2 separate regions of the Homo sapiens genome follow, and region 1 is linked to region 2. A link is an interaction called in ENCODE POLR2A ChIA-PET data of the cell type or tissue named here. Cell type or tissue: Panc1. All regions are shown on one strand. Links, peaks and the distances in the headings refer to the core of each region. The heading gives the core; the rest is flanking DNA.

The links. Peaks named below come from ENCODE experiments on the same cell type or tissue, not always from the same donor. Only the 100,000 strongest peaks of a DNase experiment are listed, where the experiment ranks them.
Region 1: POLR2A ChIA-PET joins it to region 2 with 9 read pairs; 5 of 35 experiments call an interaction of 5 or more read pairs at or near these places.

Annotation. Positions count from the first base shown.
Region 1 is chr15:60,535,567-60,553,278 of GRCh38, reverse strand. The region is part of intron 2 of RORA (RAR related orphan receptor A); the gene reads left to right. The region is part of intron 3 of RORA-AS1 (RORA antisense RNA 1); the gene reads right to left. Among named protein-coding and RNA genes, the nearest start is that of RORA-AS1, 65 kb to the right of the region's middle. RefSeq lists a silencer at 4,902-4,951. In Panc1, for the core only: no CTCF peak of the experiment used is centred there; no DNase peak of the experiment used is centred there.
Region 2 is chr15:60,381,782-60,392,877 of GRCh38, reverse strand. ANXA2 (annexin A2) reads left to right here. Exons shown (of 13, transcript NM_004039.3): 2 at 6,792-6,850; 3 at 10,437-10,536. The coding sequence starts at 6,803. It also overlaps the pseudogene RPL36AP44. Among named protein-coding and RNA genes, the nearest start is that of ANXA2, 11 kb to the left of the region's middle. RefSeq lists enhancers at 1-139, 1,287-1,878. In Panc1, for the core only: no CTCF peak of the experiment used is centred there; no DNase peak of the experiment used is centred there; H3K4me3 peaks cover 901 bases; H3K27ac peaks cover 2,500 bases.

The DNA of each region.
Region 1 (17,712 bases), core at 8,819-11,318, 160 kb before region 2:
CTGAAACTCACTTGCCATCTTGACCTTATAGTAATCCCAGGATAAAGCAGTAATTCCTGGTTCAGAAAAGCAGATGGAGATTAACTTTGATTATTGAGTATTATCTGGGATCAGATAAAAATATCAATAGCTCATATAACAATAGTAATAGCAGTTACAATTGTATGCCAGGCATTGAGCTAGTTGCTTACATATATTCTTGCATTTGAGCCTCATAACAGCCCTGTGAAGTAGGTACTGTTATCTCTGTGGTAGAGATTAGGAAATAGAGGTTTGGAGAGGTTAAATAACTTGCCCATGATCACAGTGCTAATAAGTGGAAGATTTAGCATTGGGGTCCAAGGCTGTCTATCTGTAAAGCCACTCCTTGACATCTGACAACATATATGGAGAGGTCCATGTGCTGACCACTTGTAGCCCAGCCCTAGATGTCACAAGAGTAGTTATTAACTTTCTCACCTCCAGCCTTTTCTTTTAATCCTGTGAATTCCTTTGACATCTGTGGGTGGCAGGCTCTAGTAAATGTAGTTCAGAAGAAGATGCCTGCCCCAATTGATTTTTTTAGACACTTTAATTTGTGTTGGTTCTTGCTGTAGTTTCCACACTAGAAGGAAAGACCTGAGGCTGTCATTGGGTATTTTAATAACCCTTTCATTCCACTCCAGGGTAGTAGATATTACATGCTAGAAGCAGGTGGTAGGATTTCCTAATTTATTTATTCCTTTGGAGCACCTGCTATGTGTCAGGCACTGAGGCAGGCACTGGGAAGACAGGATGGAGAAGAATGACAGGTTCCTGCTCTATACATCTTATTCTTAATGTGTGGAGACAGCTAATAAATACGTGGCATTCCAGGGACTGATAAAGGCTTTGTAGAATGAATGCAGGTATTCATAGCAGGTGACTTGCGGGGAGAGGGCGAGGGATGCCTTGGGTTTTTCATTTCCTGTGGACCCTAGGACAAATATTAAGAAAAACTTTTCAAAAAGCAAGATAAGCTTCTGTATCTCTGAAATGACTGCAGTGCACTTGTGGCTCAGACGGAGACTGAGGAAAATGTAAAAAGACATGGTGTAATTTCAGTGTAATTTTCCTGTTTGACACCACTATCATTTTCCCAGTCTTCTGGGCCCTTCTCTCCCTGATAACTCTCTGCACCTGCAGCTGCATCGTGTTCTACCTATGATGCAAGGCTCACTGCCTCTCCCTAACACCACCACTGTGAACCACGAAGGATCCTGTGTTTTGTGTCCTCAAAGTCAGGTCCCCTGTGGCTACCGAAGTTCAACCACCTACACTGATAAAAGAGCCTCGGCTCACTCTTCCCAAGTGAATTGTTTCTGTTCACACTGGTTCTGTTTTTCTCTGTGAAATGAGGAGGTTGGGATAAACCCCAGTTGAAAAGGTGGCAGGAGAATGAACAGATGGTGGCAGTATCACCTTGGTCTTGCCCAAGCTTGGTAACCTTAGGACAGTCACTTTACCTCTCAGTCTCAGGTGCCTTGACTGAAAAGAAAGGGGTTTGATTTGTTAATCACAGAGGTCTTTATGGACCTGGCATTGAATGATTTAAAAGGTTCCATGTAGCTCTTTAGAGTACACTAAACAAAACAAAAACTATGATTTACTAGAGGCTGTGCATCTCTTTCCAGAGGAGTTTCAGACCAGGAAAGAGGACAGTAGTACAGTATCATTGTGGGGCGGTAGGAAAAATTATTCAAGGTCTTTTAACTTTCATTCCTGAGGACAGTTAGTGAGGGAAATGAACTCTTATGAGGTTGTTAATGAGATCAGAGCAAAGATGGCTCTTTGTACTCCCAAACTATGTTTAATTTCTTAAACTTTAGAAATGGCAGGTTTTAACTAAGTCAGCCAGATGAGGATGTGGGAACCGAGCAGGGACCAGGATGAGCCAAAGCATCAGAATCACTTACTTGTGAAACTGACCGGCTTCTGCTTGTTATCTGTCATTTTACTCCATATTGAGGTCAGAGTGGTAAAGCTATTTTGCAGTATACATTTCCTTTTGCTTAAAAGACATGAGATTATCAAAACAACAGGGAAGGGACGTTACTCACTCTCACCAGTAATTTTCAAATGCTGAAAATAAATGTGCCTAGATATAGTCTCCATAAATATATTAATGTGTTGCATATTCCCTATATAGCTATAGTTATTTCTTAATTGATTTCACTCTGCAATACTGTGAAATCGCCTTATGGAAATCTGAAACATAAAAAGATACCACTTTTTATGACTTTGTAGCTATCCTGTTTTCTTCTAAAGGTATTGGTTAAGTGCATTGAAGCATGGGTGGTCCACACAGTGGCTCTTCCAGACAAACTAAATTAGCAGAAGGAGCAGCAAAACCAGCAGTTATGCAAAATGTTTCTTTTTGTTTTCTTTAATTGTGGTAATGAGTTCATTCAATTTTGAAAGCTTATCTTTGTATGCCTGTCTTCCATGAAATTTTGAGGTGTGAATTCAGCCATTCATTGCTTGAGCTTTTATTATTTCAGAATTAGGGTAGCATTACTTCTTTTCCCTCATCATCCCCTTGGAGAGTCACCATCTAGATGATAATATATACTTCTATTTATGTCTTTCTCCTAGTGTCCTTAAGCCTTAAGGAAAAGAAACAACATCAAAAAACATTAATTTTTTTCCATTGAAAGCTGATCCATGTGTGTGCTGACAATAACTTTAATCCCTTTAATGTCCAAGTGAGGAGGATTGAAAACTGGTAACACTTTCATTGATATTTTTTAAATATGCTCTTATAGCAAAAAAAGTTTGATATCTTTTTGGTGACCACTTAAAGGAGAAACTATTGACGCATAAATTATAAATTCTATGGCTTTAAATATTATTTTTTGAGATGAATGTGTTTGGGGTAGAATATGAACAACTTAAAACTTTAAAATTTCCATCTAAATTTCAAGTCTTAAATGTGCCTCTTGGTTTTTTGTTTGTTTGTTTGTTTGTTTTTGAGACGGAGTCTCACTCTGCTGCCCAGGCTGGAGTGCAATGGCACGATCTTGGTTCACTGCAACCTCCATCCCCCAGGTTCAAGAAATTCTCTGCCTCAGCCTCCCGAGTAGCTGGGATTATAGGCGTGTGCCATCACACCTGGCTAATTTTTGTATTTTTAGTAGAGATGGGATTTCACCATCTTGGCCAGGCTGGTCTTGAACTCCTGACCTCATGATCCACCTACCACGGTCTTTCAAAGTGCTGGGATTACAGGCGTGAGCCACCGCGCCCGGCCCCTCTTCTACACTTTTTTCAAGGTCGGAAGCAGCTCACATATAGACAATTACATCTTCAGCCACTTAGTTTTTTAATATCACTTTCGTTTCATAAAATGAGCTATGTTGTCCTTACAATTCAGTTGATGGCCAGAAGAAAATCAGACCCTTTATAAAAAGTAGGACTTTAAAAAGCACTGGTGTCCTATTGTAGGCTGTTTCACAATACACATAGTAAAATATGAATTTTATTGTTTGTTTTGTTGATTGGGAAGGAGATGGGAGGGGGTGGAGAGTGACGTTATAGTTTGAATTTATAATTTGAAAGCAGAGAAAATGGATGAAATAAAAAGATTACCATATGAGTATCACCAGATCCTCCCTCCCACACACACATACCTATCCCCAGGCAATCTTTCTGTGAGAATTTACCTTGGTGTTTAAAAATCACGGCAATATAAAAGTGATATTAAAAATAGTATACTACCACTGTAAGAAGTATGACAAACATGTGAGATCCTGAGAAACTGCAGAATATTTTCTCATTCAAAGTTTAGTACCTTGGTCTTATAGTGTTTGACACTAAAAAACATAGCAAATACTCTTTTATATTTAGCCTATTCCGTGATGCCTTGTTTCTTAAATTAATTCATGGGCAATGAATGGGGGAGGAAAAATAACAACAACAAATATGCCCTGGTGATATAGTAAATGCCACTTTCCAACACTTGCTCGCTACCTAAGAAAATCACTTTATTTTCTTCTCTCATGCCCAGCTTGATTGCAGAGAGCAAGAGAGTAGATGGAAACTGTGGGGTTATTTTTTAACGTTATATCATTAACTCCATCCAACACAACATGCTTAATTCCTTGTTTCTCGTAACTTTGGGATGAAGTATGGTGTTTTGTTGCCTGTTTACAAAATAGGCGACAGACACAGAACATAAGAGCTGCTACATATCATAGAACATATCGAGAATGCCAGAGATTTTTCCTGTTTTCTTCCACAAGACCATGTTAAACTGTGTGTATCAAGTTTAATAAGAGCAATGTAAAGCTACTTGATTACATTTTTATCCACAACATGATTTTAAACTAATGCTATTGGCCAGGCGCGGTGGCTCATGCCTGTAATCCCAGCACTTTGGGAGGCCAAGGCGGGCGGATCATGAGGTCAGGAGATCGAGACCACGGTGAAACCCTGTCTCTACTAAAAATACAAAAAATTAGCCAGGCATGGTGGTGGGCGCCTGTAGTCCCAGCTACTCGGGAGGCTGAGGCAGGAGAATGGTGTGAACCTGGGAGGTGGAGGTTGCAGTGAGCCGAGATCGCGCCACTGCACTCCAGCCTGGGGAACAGAGCGAGACTCTGTCTCAAATAAATAAATAAATAAATACACTAATGCTATTTACCGTGAAGTGTAGTAGTTATACTTCGTGCCTCCCAGCACTTGAGGGTTTCATCATTGCCTTACAGTATTTCTCAGAAAATAACACATTCTCCCCTGGAAATTGTTGGCTGACTTTAGCAAATTCAGGCCACCTATTCATTTAAGACTGTTGTGTGTGTTTGATTATCTAGAATGAATTGCCTTAAGAGTCTCTTTTGGAAAAGTACTAGCACAGTGCCCGAAATGCCAGGGAGTGGAAAGTCATGGTCTCGGCGGGGAAATGACTGCAGTGTTCATGGAGACAGTGTTTTCGCTTGGCTGACATTAATGACAACCCAATGCTATGTGCTCACTGAGTGTTTTCATTTCAGAAGAGCATCAAAACCACTGAGTCCTTTCAAGTCGTCTTCTTTTACTGTGAAACCAGAAACCATGCCGACGACTACTTTCAGTAATAACCTGTGTCCCAACTGCAGGCTGAAGTAAACTTCTTCTCATATAATTTTCTAATTTCTGTGTAGGGGTAGTTGTAGCAAACAACTTAGTTTCTTTCAGAGCGTGACTTCAGAAAGCGTATTTTCATGCAGCAGTGATGGGTAATGAAATCAGAATTTCCACAAAGTCTGCCCTAATTGAACAGCATTATCAGGAAAAATAAAACATGAGACTCAGAGTTTTCTCCCAAAGTCATTTATGTTATTAGGTAATGAAGCTGATTTTATTTTAGCAAACGTACTAGGAGGTATACTTCCACGTGAACATTGCCCCTTCAAAGCAGTCAACTGGAAAGGCTGAATGTCCGTGCCCATAACGCTGTCACTGCCAAAAGCTAATATATAACTCTTCTTCTGAAATGGCTTTCACCTCCTTCAGCAATGTTTTCATATTCTCCATAGTGGCCATAGTTCTCCTAGAAAAGTGAGCTTGATATTTGAAAACAACCAATAGTTAATATGCTGAAAAAGGTAAGTGAAGAAACCAAACCAGGCCATTTTCCTTAAAAAAAAAAAAAAAAGGCCAGTCATGGTGGCTTACACCTGTAATCCCAGCACTTTGGGATGCCAAAGTGGGTGGATCACCTGAGGTCAGGAGATCAAGACCAGCCTGGCCAACATGGAGAAACCCGTCTCTACTAAAAATACAAAAATTACCCAGACGTGGTGGTGGGCGCCTGTAATCCCAGCTACTCGGGAGGCTGAGGCAGGAGAATCCTTTGAACCCTGGGGGAGGTGGAGGTTGCAGTGAGCCGAGATCACGCCGCTGCACTCCAGCCTGGGTGACAGAGCGAGACCCTATCTTTAAAAAAAAAAAAAAAAGGAGGAGAGGGACTATAAAGTACAGCTGTGTCTTATCTCATTGGCACTGAGAGCAGCTGCATAAGAAGTAGCTCCAAGTAGTTTGGGGCAATGACAACATAAGAACTTTGACGCTCAATCCTCATTTTGGTGTCAAGGTTCCTGGAGCCAGTGAATTTGTTGGAAGAAAATATTGGCCACTAGCTTTCTTCTAGAACATTAATAGAGTGGATGACAATGAAGACAACAAAGAGCATTCGAAGGCTATCATCCACCACAACATAGGAGCATCTCCACGCCCACAGTACGTGTCAGTTATCCACATTACCCCACTGTTGATCGTACACATCTTTGGTTGTGTCAGAACTGCTACTCCCCTAACAAAATGCTACGCAAGCAGTGAGTGTGGGAAGCTGAAGGGAGGGACAACACGAGGGAAAATCCTGCTCAAAAGAACACAGAATGGTGACTTTCATTGTCATAATCTGATAGTAATCACGGACAATTCTGACTTCAGCCACCAGTTCAGAAATCACTAAGAGGCAGGAGAGTTTGATCATGAGGCCGCTTGGTGCTTTTACTGCAGTCACACAGAATTCCCTGTTTCCAGGCTCAGCAAACCTCTGTTACGCAAACTCGGGTTGAGGACAAGGGTGTGCTGGGGAATTGGATGTAAATTTTAGTTGTGACATTGAAGCTTTCCCCACAGGAAGTCCTTTGGAACTATCATTTTATTCCATTTTATGTTTAAAAATATAAAAATGGGCTTTATTAAAATCCCATTTTTTTAAGGTTTATGAGCTGTTAGTGAAGACTATACAGAACTGCTACCTATTTTCCTGTCTCTATCTGTTTCTCCTGGGAACTGTTTTGGCTTACCGCAGATGGAGGAAAAGAGCCACACTGGAGTGAAATGAATGACAACATTCCCGGAGAAGTCTCTCACGATCTCAAAATCCTTGGCCCACTGGTCATTTATAGCCACTGCTAAAGTATTTGTGACCAGTTTCCTTTAGTTTAACAATTACTCTCTCAATAGACAAGCATCCATCCAAATAACAATTTGTCCTAAATCAAATCCCTGGAATATTAAAATACATCATTAGTTTAGGAAATCTGTTAGTTGGCCCTCAAAGTTTTTCATTTTTTCTTACATAATCCCTTCTTGCTCCCCATTTTTCAGTTAGAGTTGAATAAGGTAGGGCCTAGCAATGTCAACCATGATGGAGATGCCACATAGTATTTGTCAGGTTAGAAGAAGGGTGAGAAAGCATGTAGCAGGTGGAACGGATGGTTCCACAGCCCCTTGACTCCCTGACGTAGAAGAGACTGAAGGCAACCTGATCACCACGTTCAAAAGTTGGCTTTCTCCATTTTAAGTTCTTCCTTAAAGCCTCTTTAAGCAAAGTCCCTGAAATGATACAGTAGAAAAATCACACAGACTTATTTAAAATGAATTCTATCACTATTCCTGAGATCTCGCCTGCCCCACTGAGGACATTTTGTTTTCGCAAAGTGCTTTGAAATGTGATAAAGGATCTTAAAGAATATTTGTAAAATTATGCCCAAAGAAGACATTCTTTGAGGTTAACTTGCAGTGTCTAAAAGTCAAGAATGAGGAAGGAAAGGAAAATAACAGATTCACTTTAAAATGGACCACGCTAATTGGGCAGTGAAACATCCTTGTGTCACACCATTTACCGTAGCAGACCAGAAGAGGGAAAAGGCTTGATTTTTCTCTCATAGATACCACAGTTCACTCTCAAAAACATTCCTAAAATGGATTGATATTTCTCTGATAGAGCACCTGTTTTGCTACTGACAGTGTTAAGTTCCATACTAATCAGCTCATCTAGCCTAACTGACAACTCAAAAAGCTGATTCCAAGAACAAGAAACTGGCTTCAATAGAAATATTATGGTTTATTTTGAAGCGTGGGGACAGGTAAGGACTAAACAAATTTATCTTTGTGACATAGTTTAAAGGGTATTTTAAATGAATAATAATTCCTCATAAGTGCTAGCCATTCGTCTCATTGTTGGTGGGTGTGTTTGAGGTGCGGCTGGTTTTTAAAACAAATATACCAAAGGTTATGAACCCCCCAAATATTCTGTTCCATTCAGAATTTATTTGTAAGTCTACGCACTTATTCAAATGATTTTTTTCTAAACTTTAATTTTCTTTTTTTAACTCAATTTCTTGGAATTGCTTTCAGTAACTGCTTCAGGCCTCTTTGAATAGCAGTGAAGGCAAAATCAGGGCAAGTCGTGGTGAACAGTTTGGCTTTTCTGGAACACTGAGCTGACGCCAGCCACCCCACTGGGCTTGGTTCCCCAACATCTCACAGCGAAGGCACTTGTCTGATGCATATTAAGCTTTTATGTTACCACCGGGGGCTGCCTCAGAAGTTACTCCTCTGTGTCCTGATGGTCCTTGACTTGGCCTTGGACTGTCCTTGACCTCCAATACCTTAGACAGTTGCAGGTGGGAACAGTGTAGCTTGAGGTTCTAAAATGCTTTGCTGATGGAAAAGGTTTTGTTCTGAAAAGTGAATTACAATAGGAAATGGATTTGCATTACTGACACTATCTGCTGTGGGCTTTGCCTCTATTGATTTAAAGCAAAAGGGCACAATTAGTGGCCTTCAAAGAGAGGGGAAAAAAAAATAACCTAACTCTGTCCTAGCACGTTCAATTAACTTGTTTACTTTGAAGGGAAAAAAAACTTTTATTTTTACATCAACAGCGTATTAGCATGGTGTTGCCTTGTCTCATCTGTAATGGCAAGACATGGTTTTGAAAAAAAATTCTCTTCGTTTCATAGTAGTAATGTTATTTTCTAACATTAAGCACAACAACAACAACAAAAAAAAGCAGGGAGAGCACGAGGGGTTCGGTGTATAAAAACGGTGTTCTAGCTGCCAGAACTTTTATTCTGGATCTCGAAGAGAACAGTTCATTGTATTTCCTTTCCTAAACCAATGAAAATGAAAAATTAGTTACTAGGTAGAATTCTCTTCCACTTTCTATCCCTTTTCCCTGACGAGATGAAACCTGCTGGGTTTTGCCATAAAAAGAGGTCCCTGTTGGGGAAATGAGAGTTCAGCTCACTCTTCACATCACAGTGTAATACAGCAGGACTGGCTCTGGAAGATTATGTAGTGCAGCACTATGCCTAAGAACAGAAGAGGAGGCTGAGCTCTGGAGAAAGAGGGTCACAAAGCGTTACAGGCATTTGGTGAATTTTGCTCACTGCACAGGCAGTTGTGAGAGCCTCCGAACCCTGTAGTTCAGTCTTTTCCCCACTTTACCAGTGTGTGAGGCCTCTCTCCCACTTCCTCCACTTACCACCTCTCCAAGATGCCAGCCTCACTGTGGGCTTTCCCTAGAAAGAAACACTGGTTTCTTTCTATCGTGCCCTGGTTAGTGTTGTTTCTCACATTAGGCCTCTGTGTTAGAAATAAAGCTGCTAAACTCCATGTCGTTACACAACAAAAGGAATACAGTGACCTATCCTTCATTCTTCTGATAGTTCCCTCAACTCCAGCTGCAGCCCCTGCCAAATACTATCATCCTTAAAAGATAGACAGTGATCCCAGCACTGTGGGAGGCCAAGGCAGCTAGATCACTTGAGTCCGGGAGTTCAAGACCAGCCTGGGCAACATGGTGAAACCCCATCTCTACTGAAAAAAATATAAAAAAAAGCCAGGTGTGGTGGTGTGTGCCTGTAGTCCCAGCTACTCAGGAGGCTGAGGTGGTAGGATTGCTTCAGGCCAGGAAGTGGAGGTTGCAGTGAGCTGTGATCGCACCACTGCACTCCAGCCTGGGTGACAGAGTGAGACCCTGTCTAAAGAAAAAAAAAAGACAGTGATGATGATTATAGCTAACATTTATGGAGCCCTTACTATGTGGTGGGCACTGATGCTACAGGCACTTTACTTGTGTACCCTGTAATAATGAGATAGGGCTCGTTTTAAAGGTGAGGAAACTGAGGCACAGAGAGATTAAGAAAGTGTCCAAGTTCTCATAGCTAACAAATGTCAGGGTAGAGATTCAACCCCAGACTCTAGATTTTGCAAATCAAATCTCTACACTTTGTCTTCAAGGTCATAATCAACTCTCTCCTTTTTCCTTAAAAAAAAAAAAAAAAAAAAAAAAAAAAAAAAAAAAAAAAAAGTTTTCACTTTCATCCTTAATTCCTATGCAGTGAAGCTAACGTAACAAGACGAGGTGCGCTGGTGGGTTCTGTGTATCCTTTCCGTGTCCTTGGTGCCCAGTCACGCAGGTTCTCAGCAAGTGGTGGCAGGACATGCAGCTGGATGGACTCGTGTGTAGGCCCACATGTTGGGGGTGGGGGGTGAGGTGTATGTGTAAGCATGTGGGGGGTGTGTGTAGGGTGCGTGTGCAGTGTATGTGTGTGTGGCATGTGTGGTGTGCATCTGTGGTGCGTGTGGTGTATATGTGTTGTGTGTGTGTGGACTGTATGTATGTGGGGTGGGTGCGTGTGTGTGCCGTATCCTTGGTGCCCAGTCATGCAGGTTCTCAGCAAGTGGAGGCAGGACTTGCAGCTGAATAGACTTGTGTGTGAGGTGTGCCCGTGTGTCGTTTGAGGTGTGCCTGTGTGCCGTGTGTGGGAGGTGTGCCCGTGTGCCGTGTGTGGGAGGTGTGCCCGTGTGCCATGTGTGTGAGGTGTGCCCGTGTGTCGTGTGTGAGGTGTGCATGTGTGCCGTGTGTGAGGTGTGCATGCGTGCCGTGTGTGTGAGGTGTGCATGCGTGCCGTGTGTGTGAGGTGTGCATGTGTGCCATCTGTGTGAGGTGTGCATGTGTGCCATGTGTGAGATGTGCCTGTGTGCCGTGTGAGGTGCGCCTGTGTGCCGTGTGTGTGAGGTGTGCCTGTGTGCTGTGCTGTGAGGTGTGCATCTGTGGTGTGTGTGAGCATGGTATATGTGTGTAGTGTACGTATGTGTGGTACATGTGAGCATACGGTGTGCATGTGTGGTATGTGTGTGTATGTGTGGTGTGTGTGTGCCTGTGTTACCATTTAAGATGGTAGCAGCTATTGGCATTAAAAAGGACCTGCTATTCTGAGCTCTGGCTTTGACAGTAAGCTGTGCCCACAGCAGCTGTTAGCAATCAGAGTGTGTTTCCATCCGATGTGAAATGTGCTGCCACCACTTGTGAAATGGATTTCAAAACCTTGCCGTACTGAAGTACCAAAGTGTGTGAATGGTATACTTTTACTGCAAATTAGAAAGATTCACTTATTGCAGTGATAATGTCACACTCACTCACTCAAGCTATCTTAAGTGACAGAGACACACATTGCCAAACAGTGGATAGCTGATAGCAGTGTTTTCAGGACAGTCATAGAATGTCATCTGAAATGTTTGTCTCTGTAGGCAAAAGAAGCACCTTGGACTAGAGGAGCAGAAACTGAAAATGGAATAGGAAGGACAGTGGTGCGGGCCTCGTTTTGATATCTTTACATGGCTGTTGTGTTCTTACTTTGCCTCTAGTGCATGACTTACATAAAAATAAGTGGCTTCAAGATAAATACACAGGCTATACATTTCGTTTTCTTGGGGAAAAAAATGACATTTATGAGGTGTTATAGTGTGTGCATTGATGCTCAGATGTCAGACCTTCTTAAAATAAATCTGACAATCTCTTAGCTTAGTCCAGAGCATTTCTTCTCCTTATGTCTCGCAACTACTTAAATCCCCAAAGCTCTGCTGCCTCTTTCTGTATTTCCCTTTCCTACTAAGAAATAGCCACCAGCTCCTGCCACTTCCCCTTGGGAATAGGCACAGAAATAACTGTGCTTCAGCTATCCACAAATATTGCTATCCATTCTCAGGTTGAGCTTATATGTTGTAATTAAGAATGGAAATGTTTCTTTAATCAGCAAGTTTAAAGACCATGCATTTAGGGAAAGTCAGAAACAAGTCCTCACGTTGTTTGGTCATTAGTATGCCTGGCTGAACTGGTTGTCTTAGAAAAGCATTACAAAAGAGAATTTTTTGAAATACCATTGAGCCACAGTTCAGAAATACATCTGTGATGTATTTGAAAGGCTTAGAACTTGCCATATTTTTTGTTTAGATGTTAATGACCATGTCCTGGAAACTGGAGGTGAAGGAACTAGTTGAATTTCTAGGAGTTCTAATTCTTCAAGATCTTACAATCTTAAAGTGGTTAATATGAAAACATTTACACTTCCGCTTCTGGCAAGCCTAAATAATTTGCCTGTGATTTTTAATAAAAACCGGATCCTTCCCTCATCTCTCATCCAAAGCTTCATCCTCTTATTAATTCTAAGGACACTTTTTTGAAATGGAAAACAGCACAGAGGTGGAGCAGAAATACAGGCTGTGGGCTAATTCTCTTAACAGTCCTCACCCACTAAAATGATCTGTGGACCAAGGAAGTTTTGGTGTCATGACACCATGTTCCTGTGACTATAAATATGTTGTCTTTTTAGTGTTCTGGGCTTGCTATAGAGGGATGTAAATGCATTTTCAAGGTTTAATGTTCTAAGTTATTTCCAATCTTTTACCATGAATCCAGTTTATTTAGTTGGGGAATATTTCTTGAGTGACATCTATTCAATGAGCAGTAGCAGATCTTCAGAATGCCATCGGAGCTCATGGAAAGAAATGATGGGTTCCTTTGCCTGGTAAGCTTTTATGACTTAATCTGGATTCTTGTTATTTTGACCCATTTCTGCACATCTTACTTCATGCAGCTGGGTTTTGTGACCGCACAGTTTTGGGGGGGGGGGGTCATGGAAATTGTGCAGGTGGAATTAGTAATCAATGGTTGTTAAGAATTTGTGGGGTTATGTGAAATTTGGTGTGAAGTTAAGACAGCTGCAAAGTGGAGTGGTTTTCTCGTAGGCTTAGGTGTGAGAATGTTGGGGGTAATTGGTTAAAGTAAGATTGTTTCATAAAATGCAGTAAGTGTAATTCTGATGTTTTCGGTTGAGCAGAAACTAGATCACCAGATTTGGTATGGTTTTAAAGATGTTCTTTTCTGTTGTGAAAAACAGACCTTGAGCAATGAAAGCAAAGAGTTGACCCCAGTGCTCTCAGCTGTAAGGAGGATTTCACCTAAATGTAGCGTAATTGTTCCTGTTAAGGAGAAAAAAAGGAATTGGTATCTAGAGTGAGGTTGATCGCAAGAAAATACGTATGCAGTTCTGTGAGTCAGATGACTTTTTTTGTCTAGTATTATCCAGAATTATGTAAGGGACACCATTGTTGGAAACAACGTTATTAGGAATTTCCCTTGAGCATAGTCTAATCACTTAGCAAAATAAATGGGTTCTCTTTCCTGCTGATATGAAATGACATTTAACCCACCCCGAGAGATTCTAGAGAAAGAGGACTTTTGTTAAATGTTACTGATCCCAGGGTCCTAGAAAATCTTCAAGGACTTTATATTTTAAAATGTAGTTAATTCTAGAATCTTAGAGGGACCTTACGCCAACTGAGAACCATTGGTTAAATAGCCAATTACCTTTATCTTAGCCCTTGATATCACATAACCCCATAAATCCTTAACAACAAATACGTTCTGTTGTTTACAAAGGCAAAAGAGAGGAAAAACAAAAAGAAAAAAAAAAGGATTGTATTGCTGATCCTGGTGGTATCATTTATTGGGTGAGAACTTACTTATTTAGTATCTGACCCACTGGATGAGTAGGATGAAGTATTAGGAAGCTTATTCTCTTGCTGTTCAGGTCTTTCACTCAAGGTTTAAACTGGTTACCAGGTAGATACCAAAAAAGGTATAGAGTCAACTGCCTTAAACAGTTTGTGCACTACTATGTGATAGGAGAATTCTAGAGAGAACTGGATCTAAAAAAGCCACCCACTGTTCTTCTAGATGAAAAATCTGTTTCCTCTCTGATTTGACAGAATTTCCCTGTCTAGGGATAAAAGTGCTCATTTGGATTTGGCTTTTAGCAGAGATACATATGCATCAGGGAATGTGAGTCAGTTTCTCTAGAAAGCTTAATCTAGTAGGGATGGAAATATATTACAAAGGATTAATATTCAGTTCCCATTGTCAGAACCACCTGCATATTCACAGAAAGCCACATGAGAAGATGTGCCTGGCTTCCTTATTCTTCAGAGATTTCCTGCACACACAGCTCAGCTTTCTCTTAATTCAGATGGGACATTCTGGCGCAGTATTTTAACTCTTACACAACTAAGTCTTTAAAAGACTGAAGAAAAATCGTCAAAGTTCCAAAACTTCAATTTTGTCTTATTTTAAATTTAGTTCACAAATGTTTGATCTCTTGATGGTTTGAGGAGTGTGTGTGTGTGTGTGTGTGTGTGTGCATTTGGCAGGTATACTCAACACTTTTTATTGAAAAATGTTTTTTTTAAAGCCATTAAGTTTTCCGGAGAAATTACAATCCAGTTGAAGTTTTTGAGAAGTGGCTTGTTTAGTAAGATGCAGAACATTTTTTTTAATGGCTATAATTTGATAGACTCATTTGAGTCAGATGTCAACTTAATAATAAGGCTTGGGATGTCTGTCAGAGGGTGACATATATGTTTATTATGTTAACAAGTGGGAATCGTGCCATTTCCATGATGCCCCGACAAGACCGTACAAGCCCTAGATAAAGCTAGGTCAAGGACTTTGCATAGAGAGGCGACCTCTCCATCTAAGTGCTCTTTTTCTTCTAAGTTGTGAATAAGATAGTAACATCTGGACCCATCAGTCCCTTGGGAAAGCATCTTGGAAACCAATGATTAAAAAACATTTAAGTAAGTCTAGCTAGCAGATGAGAATTATGGTACTGTGTAATTTTTATTCTCTTTGTGGCATAGCTGGATATGGGTAATAGGACACAGCATCGCAATCTTTGCCATGAATGATGTGGCAAGCTTCCTGAAGCTTCCCATTTATATAGGTTTTTCATCTTCAAAGAGCTTTGTGAGCACTCATTTACCACCACCTGCCTGGGAGGTAAGAATTATTCCCATTTTTATGGATGGAGGAAGTGGAGGTGTAAGTGAATTGCTTGAGGCCACCCAGGGAGTTCAGTCTCAGAGGGAGACCTGGAAGGGCCAACTCCACCTCTTAGCTGAATTGACTCCCAGTGCTTTCTTTTTGGTGTCATGTCCTCTTGAGAGCCCCAGATCAGTGATGGCATAAATCTAAACACATCAAATAATCTTGAATAGGAAAGAGACACCAAGTCTCTCTTTCTTGTGGCTATGTCTACATCAAAACCCTGGGAAATCTGGACATAGAGAAGAAGCCATTTAACCCTCCTGAGGCTCATTTTCCGTATCTGTAAAATGGGGATGATAATACCTATCTGCCTCCTTTAGGGATGTTGAAAGCACCAAAATCAAAGCAAGCTAACAAGGATAAAAACTTTGAAAACTATATAGAATTCTGCAAAAACTCAGGCATTACTATTTTTGCCAAAAATGACTGCGAGACTGCTTACTGAAGGAGTAGGGCTTTCTATTTGGAGATCTAATTGTTTTGGTGAGGTTCAGCAAGGATGAAATACTGTCATGAAAGAATCCAAAATCAAGAGAAGAAAATAATGTACTAGGGAAACATATTAGTGTTATATTTAAAATGAACTTAGCAGACCAAGTGGCCAAACAAGTTCATCGTTAGTTTGCATAGGATGCAGCTATAACTCGGCTCTACTCATCCCTGATGGCCATTGAACATGCCTGTGCTATGGAACATACCCATACTCTATTCCAAGCCACAGGTCCAGGTCGATGGTCTGTTCCCCTTCCACATGGAGATGTAATGAGAGCTCTCTGCAAACCCTTATGGTGTCCTGGGGCCTCCCATGGCAGAGTGGAGAGAAAGCATGTTGCTCCCTGAACTGTCCACTCCTAGCACTGTAGAGAAGGGGCACTACCCCTGGAAGGAGGGTTTGAAAAAAGGGAGCTTGTCTGGGTAGACAGATTGAAGAAAGGTTTCCTCTCTCCAGGCTGTTGCAGTCACTCTGCAGCAAGGCTCACAGCCAGGTGCATTTCAACCTCTACTTTTGACCCCTCAGCTAGGCCGCACTGGGCAGAGCACAACCTGCATGACCATCTTTAGAAGCCCTGAAACAAGGGGGCCACAAAATTCTAGAAGCCTGGTGCTCCTGAAGTCCCTCCAGGGAATAAGGTGAAGACTCTGCAGCTCTCCCCCGGCTAACCTTGACACGCAAGCCAGGCCGCCATTCAGGCAGCTGCAGAAGCCTTTAATACCCTGGCAGTTTTAAACAGGGGATAAAATAAAGTGACTAATCCATAAAGGACTCAAGCCATTTTACTGAAAATAAAATCAAATGCCTTAGGGTTTTTCTTTTTAATCTTTATTGGTTTTTCTGCTTAGAAAAGTAATACATGCTGGTTGTAAAAAATTCAAACATTAGAGAAATATCTAACATAGCAAGTGAAAAGTCCTCCATATTCTCTGCACTCCAGAAAAAAACACCATCAACAGATCTGTGTAAAAGATAGATAGGCTTTTTAAAGCACTAGTTTTTGACCGTTTTTGCAAGACACACAAAATTGGTTGACATTCATAAGTATGACAGACATGTTCTCATAGGTGTACCCAAGGTTCGGCCATTGGCCGTTTCCTGGCAAGCCAGCAGTAACCCCACCCCATTCAGTCCAATTCAAGAAAATATTTGGTTGTGCAATTGAGCTAGAGTGAACGATATTATTGGGGTAACCTTGGGTCTATATTAGTTTAGTTTTTATGTGAACCAATAAAAAACTTTAATTTTGTAAAACTTTTATTAGTAACCAATTCCCTGTGACACTCCTGCAACTTATTGCAACATACCACTGTGTTGTGGCAAACAGTTAAGCAGCAATGTTGTGAAGGATTGCTGTGGTAGCTGGTAGGAACTGCCTGTCATGTTATTTGGAGGATAAGCAGCTTTTCTCTATCCCCACCTCGGAAAGAGCTTAAAGTCTGGAGGAAAGAATTTCATTTCACTATAAGGCAGGATTTCTTATCAACAACAACAATAATAATAACTACTATTTACTGAGTGCCAGCTATTTCTAAGAACTATGTGATGGGCATATATAGAGAATACATATATAAAATGCTCATACAGATATCATATATATGGTATGTCATTTATGTATCACATCCTTGAATCTTCAAGTATGAAACTGAGGCTCAGAGAGGTTAAGTAATCTGCCCGGCCTTAAGAACTGTCAAACGTTGACATTGGTCATTTTAGGGTTAAAATTCTAACCAGAATTTTGTGAAACTGAGATCAGTGGCCTAGAAGGTTGATGGTTATTTTTAGTTATAAACTACGGGGATAACTCCCAGCAAGAGATGTTGACATCAATTCCTGAGTAGTGTGTTAAGTTTAAACAAACTACTTAGGGGATGTCTTTTGAGCCCTGGTTAGTGATTGCTTAATAAGAGTGCAATGATGATGATGACAATGATGACAGTAACAATTAAGTAAGTGATGCCTACCGCATAGGGTATTGGAGGAGTGAGTGAGATATAATGCGTGACACATTATTAGCACAAATACATGTAGATATTATTATTATAAATTAGATTATTATTGAGAGATCACTACTCACCCACAGAATGAAGTACTGGGTGCCTGTCATACAATTTTTATTTTTTTAATTCTTTGGGAAAATGGGCATTGTTCTCTGGACCATGTTATCTCCTAAGATAGGTCCTGAGGAATAAATGTCATCTTAAGAATGCTAGTGCCCAAGTTCTTGTTCCTTTTATAATTAAAAATTCAAAGC
Region 2 (11,096 bases), core at 4,770-7,269:
GGAGAACCCAACTCTCCACACTCCCACCTCTACCCATTTTTGCTTTAAAATCTTCATTTGAATCACCAGTCCCTGATTGATTCACCATGGTTGCTAAGAATCTGTTTTGCGGTAACGCATCAACACTCCACGTTTAAACTGTGAAGTGGGTGTGTCCACAAAACTTCTGGATTAGACTCAGATTTGCCTGTGCAGACCAGCCCTGTTGCAGTATGTTTTTGTTTGTTCAGATTAACATTTGGGCTTTTTGGAACTGGTTCTTAATTTAGTTCAGTAGAATGTGTTTTTACTATTTGAAGTGTTGACTTTTAAGTTTTCTTTTGTTTGTTTGTTTTAACCTTTTTGTAAACTTTTACTCTTCTTTTTGGGAGTAAAGTTAAAACTGCTTCACTTGTCCTTTTTTTGTTTGTAACTGCACTTTCGTAGTGAAGCAATAGAATACAATAAAATCTATAGAGTTTTTTTTTTTTTAATAAGGACAAACCCTTAAATTATTAGGTTGGTACAAAAGTTAATTGTGGTTTTTGCCATTAAAAGTAATGGCAGTTATTTTTGCACCAACCTAAATAATATAGTCCTTATGTTAAATGTAAATGACTTGTTTCTCAATAACTGCACTGATTTCATTAATGATCAGCCTTGCACTGTGAGCTTTTTTAGCCAGGCATTCACAGTCTCATTTATCAGCCTTTTCAAGGCAGAAGAAACTGTTCTTTTCATTAGGGTGGGGCCAAGTGACCTGTTTTCCTACCCAAGTAGTGAATGATTTTAAACCAGTTTGAGGTGGGTATGGCTCTTATCAGTGAGTCTCCCTGTACCTCTAGTTTATTTCCTTAAACAGAAAAACGTTCTCTGATAAAGGGTCATTTTAATGATGTTGTCTAGTGACCCTGCCCTCCCTGGGAATGGAAGGCACGGCACTGATGTGTATGTAGATGTACTCATCAACAGATTGAATTTGCTGATTTTTTTTTTTTTTTCTTGTTGGAGAGTTGAAACCAGTCGGCAAGCTGGGTGAGGTTGAAGTGTTGGAAAGAGTGGTGCAAACTGCCATTTTCATGTTCTTTAGAGAAGTCTGCCAGAAAAGGAGTAGTGGTTCTGTTTTTAATGGATTTATGAGTTTTATACGGTGATGAGGAGTGAGTAGAGGTGAAATTGTCTCATACAGCATGTAGGCTTTATTTTTTATTTTCATTCAAAACAGTAAGTACACTGAAGTCAGAGTAGTTGTTTTCAGTAAGAAAATTCTGCCTCCAGAGCAAATGTTTTGGTGAATAGATAAATATGAGTACTGAGTCCCAATCATTTTGGCTCATAGGTTCCCCAGTATTTCCATAGGCAAGCTTAACTTTGCACCATTCAGAGACTTATATTTTAGGTTCCCCACAGGGCACCCCACTGGACGTGGCTCATTTTCCAGCCTGTAGTCTTGTTCTTCTGCCACCCTGGGGCATTATTCCTCTTCCCCTCTCCCCAGGCCTTCCCCCTTGCTTCTTGGCTGGAACCTCCCATGGTGATTCACCCTTCTCAGCCTAGGCAGACAGCACCTCCCTGTTAAGCCCTTAACTAATCCCGCTCTGATGGCTGTGATCTTTCTCTCTGTGTCTTAATCACTTGGAATAAAGAACCATTGTGGTGAGGTTGAAAGGGCATTGGCCCAGGAGTCTGGGGATCTGGGTTTTGGCCCTGCCTCAGCTACTTAATTCACTGGGTGACCCTGGACTAGACTCTCAGTGTGTCACAGAGGCACGAAGGGAAGAGAGCTCAAAGGTCCTGCAGGGTGGAAGTCTGCATTTCACAGTTTTATAAGTGTCTTTTGTATCCTTTAATATAGTGCAGGCTCAGCGTATGCTTGGTATGGGTTCGTTGATTAATTCCTTGCGTATTACCAGTGTTTGTAACCTACAGTAGCACTGCCAAGACTTCCTTTTCCTGCTTTCAAGGATAGCAGCACACTGACACATTCTCATTAGTCAAATATGCTATATTAAACTAATGTTTTAACAAACAGTGAATCGCAAAGCCAACTGTTCCTTCCAGCGAATAATAGATCATATGCAAAATGACTTTGCATTGCTAGGGGATTTGATGGAGTGAAGAAGCAAGCACTGTATTTTATTTCTTTTTATTTTGTTTTGTTTTTTGGACATAACCTCAAGATTTTATTGTCCTCATAATAAAACAAAAGATGATGCTTAGAACTGGATCACTTGGCCCTTTCTTTTGTTATCTCCTCCCAGTTGAAAATGTTTGCATGTCTTAACAGCCAGCATTTTCTTAGATCTGCAGATGGGGTCAGCACACTCAAGCCTCAGCACAACCTCCTTTGTAATTTTACCCGTTTTCCAGAAAATTGCCTTAGTCTACCCACCATAGTCACTCTGCTTCTTGTCATAACGCCGCTTTCCCTGGGCATACAGGGAGTCCTGGTATTGTGCCGTTTTGTGGGGTTGGTGCTTGCCACACTTCTTACAGAAAGCCCAGTGGGTTTTAGGAATGTTCACCATGTTTTCCGGAATGCTATCGGCATGGGAGGAAAGTGGCCATATTTTATTTCTAGGGTGAAAATGTTTGCCATTAAACTCACATGAAGTAGGAAATATTTATATGGATACAAAAGGCACCTGCATGGGATAATGTCAAATTTCATAGATACTGCTTTGTGGTAAGTGTGACTTTGTGGTTATTGTGATGTTTGTGTTTTGTTTTTTTTTTCTGCAAAATGGTTATACATAGTATAAATGTTATGCAAAATAGCAACTCATTGTTTTCAAGTTGATTTAGCACCTGCATTATGTAAAGATAATCTGAAATCTGTAGGGGGACTGGGACTATGTAGGGAAGATGAGGTCAACCATATACTTTCTACTGCTTTGAATTGTACCTATGCATTCACCATTTGAATACTTGGCACGTGTAGGGCACTTAAAACATTCTGCCGAATGGATGAATGAAGTGGTATCAAAAAGTGCCCTGGCAGTGAAAGGCAAGATAGAGTTCTGTAGAGTAGGGGTCGTGGTGACCCTGTTGGAGCAGATACTGAAGTAGTGGTGAGTGCGGAGAGGCAAGTCACATTTTGGCCCTAGTCAACTGTAGCTGAGGAGTAAACAGAGGGAACTGTTTACTGTTTACAGGATTCTGATGCTCATCTTTGAAGGCTGGGCTCTGCTGGAGGACTGATTTTGAATGATGTCAAATGATTTTGACAAGATTAAATGGGGAGATTTAGTTGGTGGTGGCATGCAGGACTGATTTGATGAAAGAGCAGCACAGTTATGAATGGTGAAACCGAAAGGAAGATTTGTGGGGCTTTTAACAGTCTCCTCAAGGTGTTGTGGCTGTGGGAGAAGAATTAACATGAATGGAGAGTGTAAAGAAGCCTATCAGATTGTCTTTGATCTGCACAGTACTGGGGAGTCCCATGTGGGACACGGGTAGGCAGCAGTCTACAAAGCTCAGAGCTGGAAAGACAACTTGAAAGAACAACACAATGAAAAGTTACCGTGCCTCTAGTTGAGATTTTCTAAACATCGGAACCAATGTGAGGTGTCTGATTTCATAAACAAGTGGAATTTAATCTATACTCTCTAAGTGGAAACAACTCTGTTTGCAACTCTGACTTGCTAGTTCCCTGGTTTTGCTTTTGTTTTACGTTTGGCATTTTTTATTTCTTGCCTGTTTATGGTAGAGACTAGAATTCTGCACAGCAGATGACAACAGTTTATCCCCTGCTGCAGACCTGGTCCAGTTCTGACTGAGTCCAGGGGTGATAGTTAAGGCCAGGGCTTGGGTGGTTTGATGTCCATCCTAGGAGTTTCACCTCTGCTTCGGTAATTCTCGGGCTGAGGGATACTGATGAGACCCTCTAGAATGTTTCTTGGTCCATGTTGAAGTTAGAGATTTCTTGCTCTGTCAAGAAGACTGTCAGCCTGGGCAAGGTAACGCGACATTATCTCTACTGGAAAAAAAAAAGCCAGGTGTAGTGGCACACGCCTGTAGTCCCAGCTACTTGGGAGGCTGAGGCAGGAGGATCTCTTGAGTCCTGGAGATCAAGGCTGCAGTGAGCTATGATTGCACCACTGCACTCCAGCCTGGGTAACAGAGAGAGAAACCCTGTCTCAGACAAAAAAAAAAAAAAAAAAGGTCTAGGTGTGGTGGCTAACCCCTGTAATCTCAGTGCTTTGGTAGGCTAAGGCGGAGGGATTGCTTGAGCCCAGGAATTCAAGACCAGCCTGGGCAACACAGTGGGACCTTGTCTCTACTGAAACATTAAAAAAAAAAGGAAAAAAAATGGAAAAAGGAAAAAGGAAATTAAATGGAAATAAGATATATTCAACATATCATAGTTGTAATTGTAATATATGATCAATATATAAATTATTGGGCTGGACACAGTGGTTTATGCCCGTAATCTCAGTGCTTGGATCACTTGAGGCTAGGAGTTCGAGACCAGCCTGGGCAACATAGCAAGACCCTGCCTTTACCAAGAAAGAAATTATAAATGAGAAATTTTATATAATTTTTTCATACTATGTCTTCAAAATTCAGAATGTCCTTTACACTTATAGCACATCTCAGTTTGAACTGACCACATTTCAGATGCTTTGTAGCCACATGAGGCTGGTGGCTACTGTATTGGACGGTTCTGCTACAGAGCAAGACTATTCTAAATTGTCTTTTTTTTTTTTTGAGACGGAGTTTTGCTCTTGTTGCCCAGGCTGGAGTGCAGTGGTGTGATCTTGGCTCACTGCTACCTCTGCCTTCTGGTTTCAAGCTATTCTCCTGTCTCAGCCTCCCGAGTAGTTGGGATTACAGGCGCCCGCCCCCACGCCCAGCTAATTTTTGTATTTTTAGTAGAGATGGGGTTTCACCATGTTGGCCAGGCTGGTCTCTATCTCCTGACCTCGTGATCTGCCTGCCTCGGCCTCCCACAGTGCTGGGATTACAGGTGTGAGCCACCGCACCCGGCCGATTGTCTTCATTTTTAGGAAAGTTTTAGGTTCATGGCAAAGTTGAATAGAAAATACAAAGAATGCCCATGTTCCCCTGTTCCCACATACGCATAGCTTCCACTGTCAACATCCCGTATCAGGGTGGTACATTTGTTAGAACTGATGAACCTACATTGACACATCGTTACCACTCAAAGTCCATCGTTTACATTAGCATTCACTGTTGGTGTTGTACATAGATGCATCCACCATTACAATATCAGATAGAATCATTTCATTGCCTTAATAATCCCCTCCCCTGAATCCCTGATCTTTTTGCTGTCCCCATAATTTTGCCTTTTCCAGAATGGTATGAAGTTGGAACTATACACTGTATTACCTTTTCAGTTGGCTTCTTTCACTCAGCAATGTGCAATTTAGGTTCCTCTGTGTCTTTTCATGGCTTGATGGCTCATTTCTTTTCAGTGCTGAATAATATTCCATGTCTGAATGTACCACAGTTTATTTCTAGAGCAATACTTTTTACAAACCAGAATTATACCCCAACGGTGGGACAAATTGGGGTGGGGAGGCTGTCTGAGAGTTGTGAGTGTGGGGGAAGTGGAAGGTCTTTGACTGACTTTTCGCTGTGCATAAAAAGCTTCTGTGAGCATCAAGAAGAGAGTAGTGGTCTGGGGGAGAGCCCAGGATGAGAATCTTGCAAAAATACATCCTTCACCACAACTAAAGGCGAATCCTCTCCTCTTACATTTCCCCACTTTCTTCCCACACCAGGCCTGGGATCTGCTTAGTCCAAAATGTTCCTATAAGTTAGCAAATATCTATGTCACATACTCTCGCCAAACCAGTTTTATGAAAATATTTAGACTAAACAAAGTGAAGAGAATAGAAAGCTGTATTTGCATGTGTGCAGTTTCCTTGATCAAAGAATATTAAGCAAAAAGAGACCAAAGCAGGAGTCACTGCAATTTAAATGTCGTTCCTGTCTATTTCAGGACGCAGCTCTACTCTGTTTTCTTTATTCTTGGGGTGATTATGTTGATGACCTGTCTTGTCTCTGTTGAGATAAATTTACCACCAATTGAGCACTCCTTATTGGCAGGGATTGGGTGTATCAATTCCGAGAACTGTATGATTGCAAAGGTGGAAAGCCAATTCATCAGGCTATTGTTTTGCTGCCCCATTAAGTATATTAACTGGAAGATGACTTCATTTCAACCATTTCAAATCTTAAATACAACAGATTCAGTCCTTTATGGAATGAGTTAAGGTCAGAAAATCTGTCCATCGTCTTTCTCATAAATACTTTAATATCTTCCAAGTATCATTGGACTAAGAAAGTAATTATGGGTAATAATAAAGATTCCAATTAAGAATTAGGGCAACATGAAAATGCTACTAATTTCGATTCACATCGTAGCTTTCAGGTCCTTCTCAATATGTTTAATTACTTGTGAGAAATACAGAAGTAGTGGCTGGTTCGGCAAGCCCATCACCTTTTATGAGAAGTAGAAGACTCAGTTTTATCCTGTCTGAACAGGTTGCATTAGCCATGGGGAACATTTTGTTTTTGCATTCACACATCAGTCTCCCCAGGTTCTGTTTACACAGAGGAAGAGAAAGACTGGCTAGTTTAGTAGTCCATCCCAACCCAAGGCAGACCATCTCTGAGGTTTAGTTTTTACAGTCGTAAGATGGGAATTGCATCTGTTTGCAAAAACTACTCCAATATCGTCAGATGAAATGGTCCAAGGAGTAGAAATTAGCATAATGAATCGCTGTGCTTCAGAGTAAAGGAGAGCCTCTTCATAAAGACTTTTTGTTGTACTTTTTTTCCAGCTTCCTTCAAAATGTCTACTGTTCACGAAATCCTGTGCAAGCTCAGCTTGGAGGGTGATGTAAGTATATCACTTTCACTTTATATAATTTTTGCAAGTTGGACATCTCTCTGGATAACCATATTACTCTCTATCCTTGTACATCTAAGGAAGATGGGGACAATTCAGACAGTCATCATTTGGTTCTCCTCTTTCTTAATACTTCAGCTGTTCCTAGTAGTTCAATTTGAAGGAAATATCATGGCACTGGAAACTTTTCTTGGCCTCACATTAAAATTGGACAGAATTAGTGACACTGGAATGGCTGGAATTTTATTCTGCCATACTTAGCATGTCATTGGTAATAACTGTTATGATGGTACATGACTTTTAATGTCATGTCCTGGGATTTTATTACTGGTTGGCATAAGCCACAGCCATATCAAAACTAATTCTGCATCTTTTGGATTTCTTACAGTGTCCAGGAAGTTATTCCAGATGAAGACTTATACTTTTATTTTATTTATTAATTTATTCATTTTTTGAGATGGAGTCTCACTCTGTTGCCAGGCTGGAGTGCAGTGGCGTGATCTCGGCTCACTGCAACCTCCACCTCCTGGGTTCAAGCAATTCTCCTGCCTCAGCCTCCCCAGTAGCTGGGACTACAGGTGTGCACCACTACACCCAGCTAATTTTTGTATTTTTAGTTGAGACTGGGTTTCACCATGTTGGCCAGGATGGTTTTGATCTCTTGACTTCGTGATCTGCCTGCCTTGGCCTCCCAAAGTGCTGGGATTACAGGTGGGAGCCACCATGCCTGGCTCGAGGACCTATACTTTAAAAAATTTCACACCTGGAAAATATTTTCTCTAAAAAAGCTAGGATATTTCTTTTAAAAAACCAAGAATATAATGAAATTATTGTAATTCATCTGTTTCCTTTTTTTCTGTGGCTATTAGGGAATTTAGAACTAAACTGAATTTTCTTTCATAGGAAATATGTGAACCTAGAAATTCTGTTGCATTTGTTTCTTTTTTTTACAAATAAAAAATTTAAGCTATATGTGAAGTTAAAATTATTTCAAATACTTTTAGAATCAAGTGGAATATAAATTATGAATATGTAAAATAGCTAATGGTACTATACATCTTCCAGGTCATCCTGGCAGAAATGGCTTTTACGCAGACTCAGCACTGATACTGGTTTGTAGCCATATCCGACAGATCTTTCAAAATATTCTTTGATTGAAATTAAAATGCAATGAATCACTCAACAGAGGGTTGACAGTGACTTGGGTCACATGGTGCAAGACCCTCTGTATTGTTCATGGTACTTGCCATCAAAATGTTCAAATTAATGGAGCCTGTGAAAGCACAGGTTGTATGGAGTATAAAGCCTATAGAGTTTTTTTAAAATCTTTTTTCTTCTTGAAACGTGTGCATGCTGTTTTTGGGAACAATACAAACTGCATGTTGAAGTCAGACAAATTCAGGTGCTAAATAATTTGTTTCTCTAATGGACTTAGATTGTATTTGCTATCAGGTTTTATAAGAGGGCTTTTTGTGTAGCCTCTGAAGTTACTCTAGTATATTTCTTATGTGTGGAGAGGTGGGGCAGAAATAGAAAATGTCACATGTTCCCCATTATTTTAAGGAAAGAAAAGATAACTTTGTCTCACTAATTTCATTTCAGACAAGTGGATTTTATAGGTAATAGGTTCAATTCTCGATTTAATTTCATTTCCAGAGACACTATAAAATGACACAAAACTTTTCCCCCTCACTGTTGTTTTTGGAACAAGACGACATATCTCCTGGTAAATGCAGTCATACATGATATGGCTCAATGCCTGGACTGCCTGCCTTGTAAATAACCGATGGCACTCTTAATAAATGGGAAAATGTTTTTCCTTAGATTTCATCCACATTTTATAGCTACCATAGCAAACACACTGAGTATTTCAAAATAGCACTTTGCCTTTTTCCTGAATGTGTGCTCCATGTCATCAAGTTCATCTTACTGGAAAGTTTAAGTGGTGAAATTAGATGGAACATACTTTGATAATGCATTGCATGTCAGGTTATAAATATGAACTGGATTTAATATTTGGCCAAGATAGTCCTCACAAGTGCGTTTGGAAACATTTGTCAAATGCTGAACTTAGATTTCTGGCCTCTCCTGGGAGTCATCTAGATATAGGAAGGCATCTTAGATGCTCACCTATACAGTCTCAGTGCTAATAAAATGGAATGGCGTGGGTGCTGGGTGGTTTATAATGTGATGCCTGTGGGTGGAGAAGTAACTCACGGATCTTGGCCTTTTCACTCTTCACAGAAACTGCGCCAAGGCCAAGTCATCACATTATACGGGCATTATGTGCTGGGGGGGTTGGGGTGGGTTGCAGGATGGGAGCCTTGATGATGAGGATGGGCAGTGATGCTGCCTCCACCAGCCATCAGCCAACCACAACCACAATGTACATCCTCTTTGTCTGCCCTTAGCTTTGGGACTGGGTAGCAGGGAGAGGGAAAACTATAAGAGCATTTCAAAGAAGGAGGGAAGTTAATACCTTGAAAGGAGAACTGACGTAGAAGCACTCCATTGTCCTTACCTCAATCTGGAATGGGAGATTCCCATCTGTCAGATCAGGAAGGATAATGAGCTTTGAAAAGCACTGAAAGGCTGGGCGTGAGCCACCACGCCTGTAATCCCAGCACTTTGGGAGGCCAAGATGGGAGGATCACTAGAGCCCAGGAGTTCAAGAGCAGCCTGGGCAACACGGCGAAATCCTGTCTCTACAAAAAATATGAAAAAATTAGCCCGGTGTGGTGGCAGGTGCCTGTAATCCCAGATACTCAGGAGGCTGATGTGGGAGGATCATCTGAGCCCAGGAGGTTGAGGCTGCACTGAGCCATGATCACACCATTGCATTCCAGCATGGGCAACAGAGTGAGACCCTACCTAAGAAAAGAAAGAAAAGAAAAGAAAAGCATTGGGAAAGGAAGAGGGTATGGTTTAGAAGGCAATAAGAAATCTTAGGAAGAGTGGAGGGTGGTAGGCACAAGGGATGGTATTAATAAAGGCAGAGGGAAGGATACAGAGGAGAGGGGGGGAAACACAAGGAGGATGTGGGCCGTCTGGCCAGACCACCTTGGTGCCACAGTGGTGACCAAAGTAAAGAGGTGGGAGAAGCTGCTTCCCTCATTTATCTGAATTGTAAGCTCAGCAACACTGGCCCAGTAGAAATTCATGTACCTGTAGCAGAAACTTAGCTAAACACCCTTGTCCTTGAGGCATTTCCACATTTTCAGCTTATTTCGAATTGTTGCCAGCCCAGTTTAATGGTCTTCAGAGCCATCCTGAGTAAATGCTGGCTTCAGGTCTCCAGCTTTGCATTGTCTACTTTTGATCTCTCACTAAAAGTAAGATGAGAAGTTGAAATTGAGACAGCATATTCTAAACTAGCTGAGCCTTTGAAGAATTCTTATTAGAAAAAATGAAATTGCTTGCGTGAAGTGTGATGGTGTGTTAATACCTACCTAGTTACCTAGTATGAGAATGATCTGAATTGTTAAAAGAAACAATAGGAAAACATATTAGGCATTGTTATTTCAACAAGAGGATTTTAAATGTGTGTCATTTGAGTATGTTTATCTTTTAACCTCAGCACTCTACACCCCCAAGTGCATATGGGTCTGTCAAAGCCTATACTAACTTTGATGCTGAGCGGGATGCTTTGAACATTGAAACAGCCATCAAGACCAAAGGTAGGTGATACATTTGTCCTCTTCTTGTCAGGGTCTTACTGAGACATTTTTGGTTGTCTCTTTATTCTCCCTCAAATCGCCATACGTTGGCGATTTGAAATTGTCATCGAGCTTTAATGGAGTAGATCCAGACCTAGCTCAACCCATGCCTCCTTTCCTTCCTTCCCTCCTTCCTTTCTTTCTTTTTCCTTTTCTCCTTCCCTCCCTTCTCCCTTTCTTCCTTCTCTCCCTCTTTCTCTTTCTCCCTTCTTCCTGCTCTTCCTTCCTTCCTCCCTCCCTCCCTCCCTCCCCTCCCTTCTTTCCTTTCCTCCCTCCCTTCCATTCTTTCCTCCCCCACCCCCCGTTTCTTCTCTTTGGAGAGATGTACAGCATGAGATAGTATTTTAACCAAGTAATGGTTAAAAGGAATCAGTCTGGGAGCCGGATCTGGTCCTAGGGGTATGCTTTTGGGTGCAGCTCTTCACTTTGAGGCTTCAGTCCCTCTTCTGCAAGGAAGAAGTTGGTCATAGTGGTCCCTAAGGGCATTTTTTGTTCCAAGTCCCCTTTAATTTAATTACATT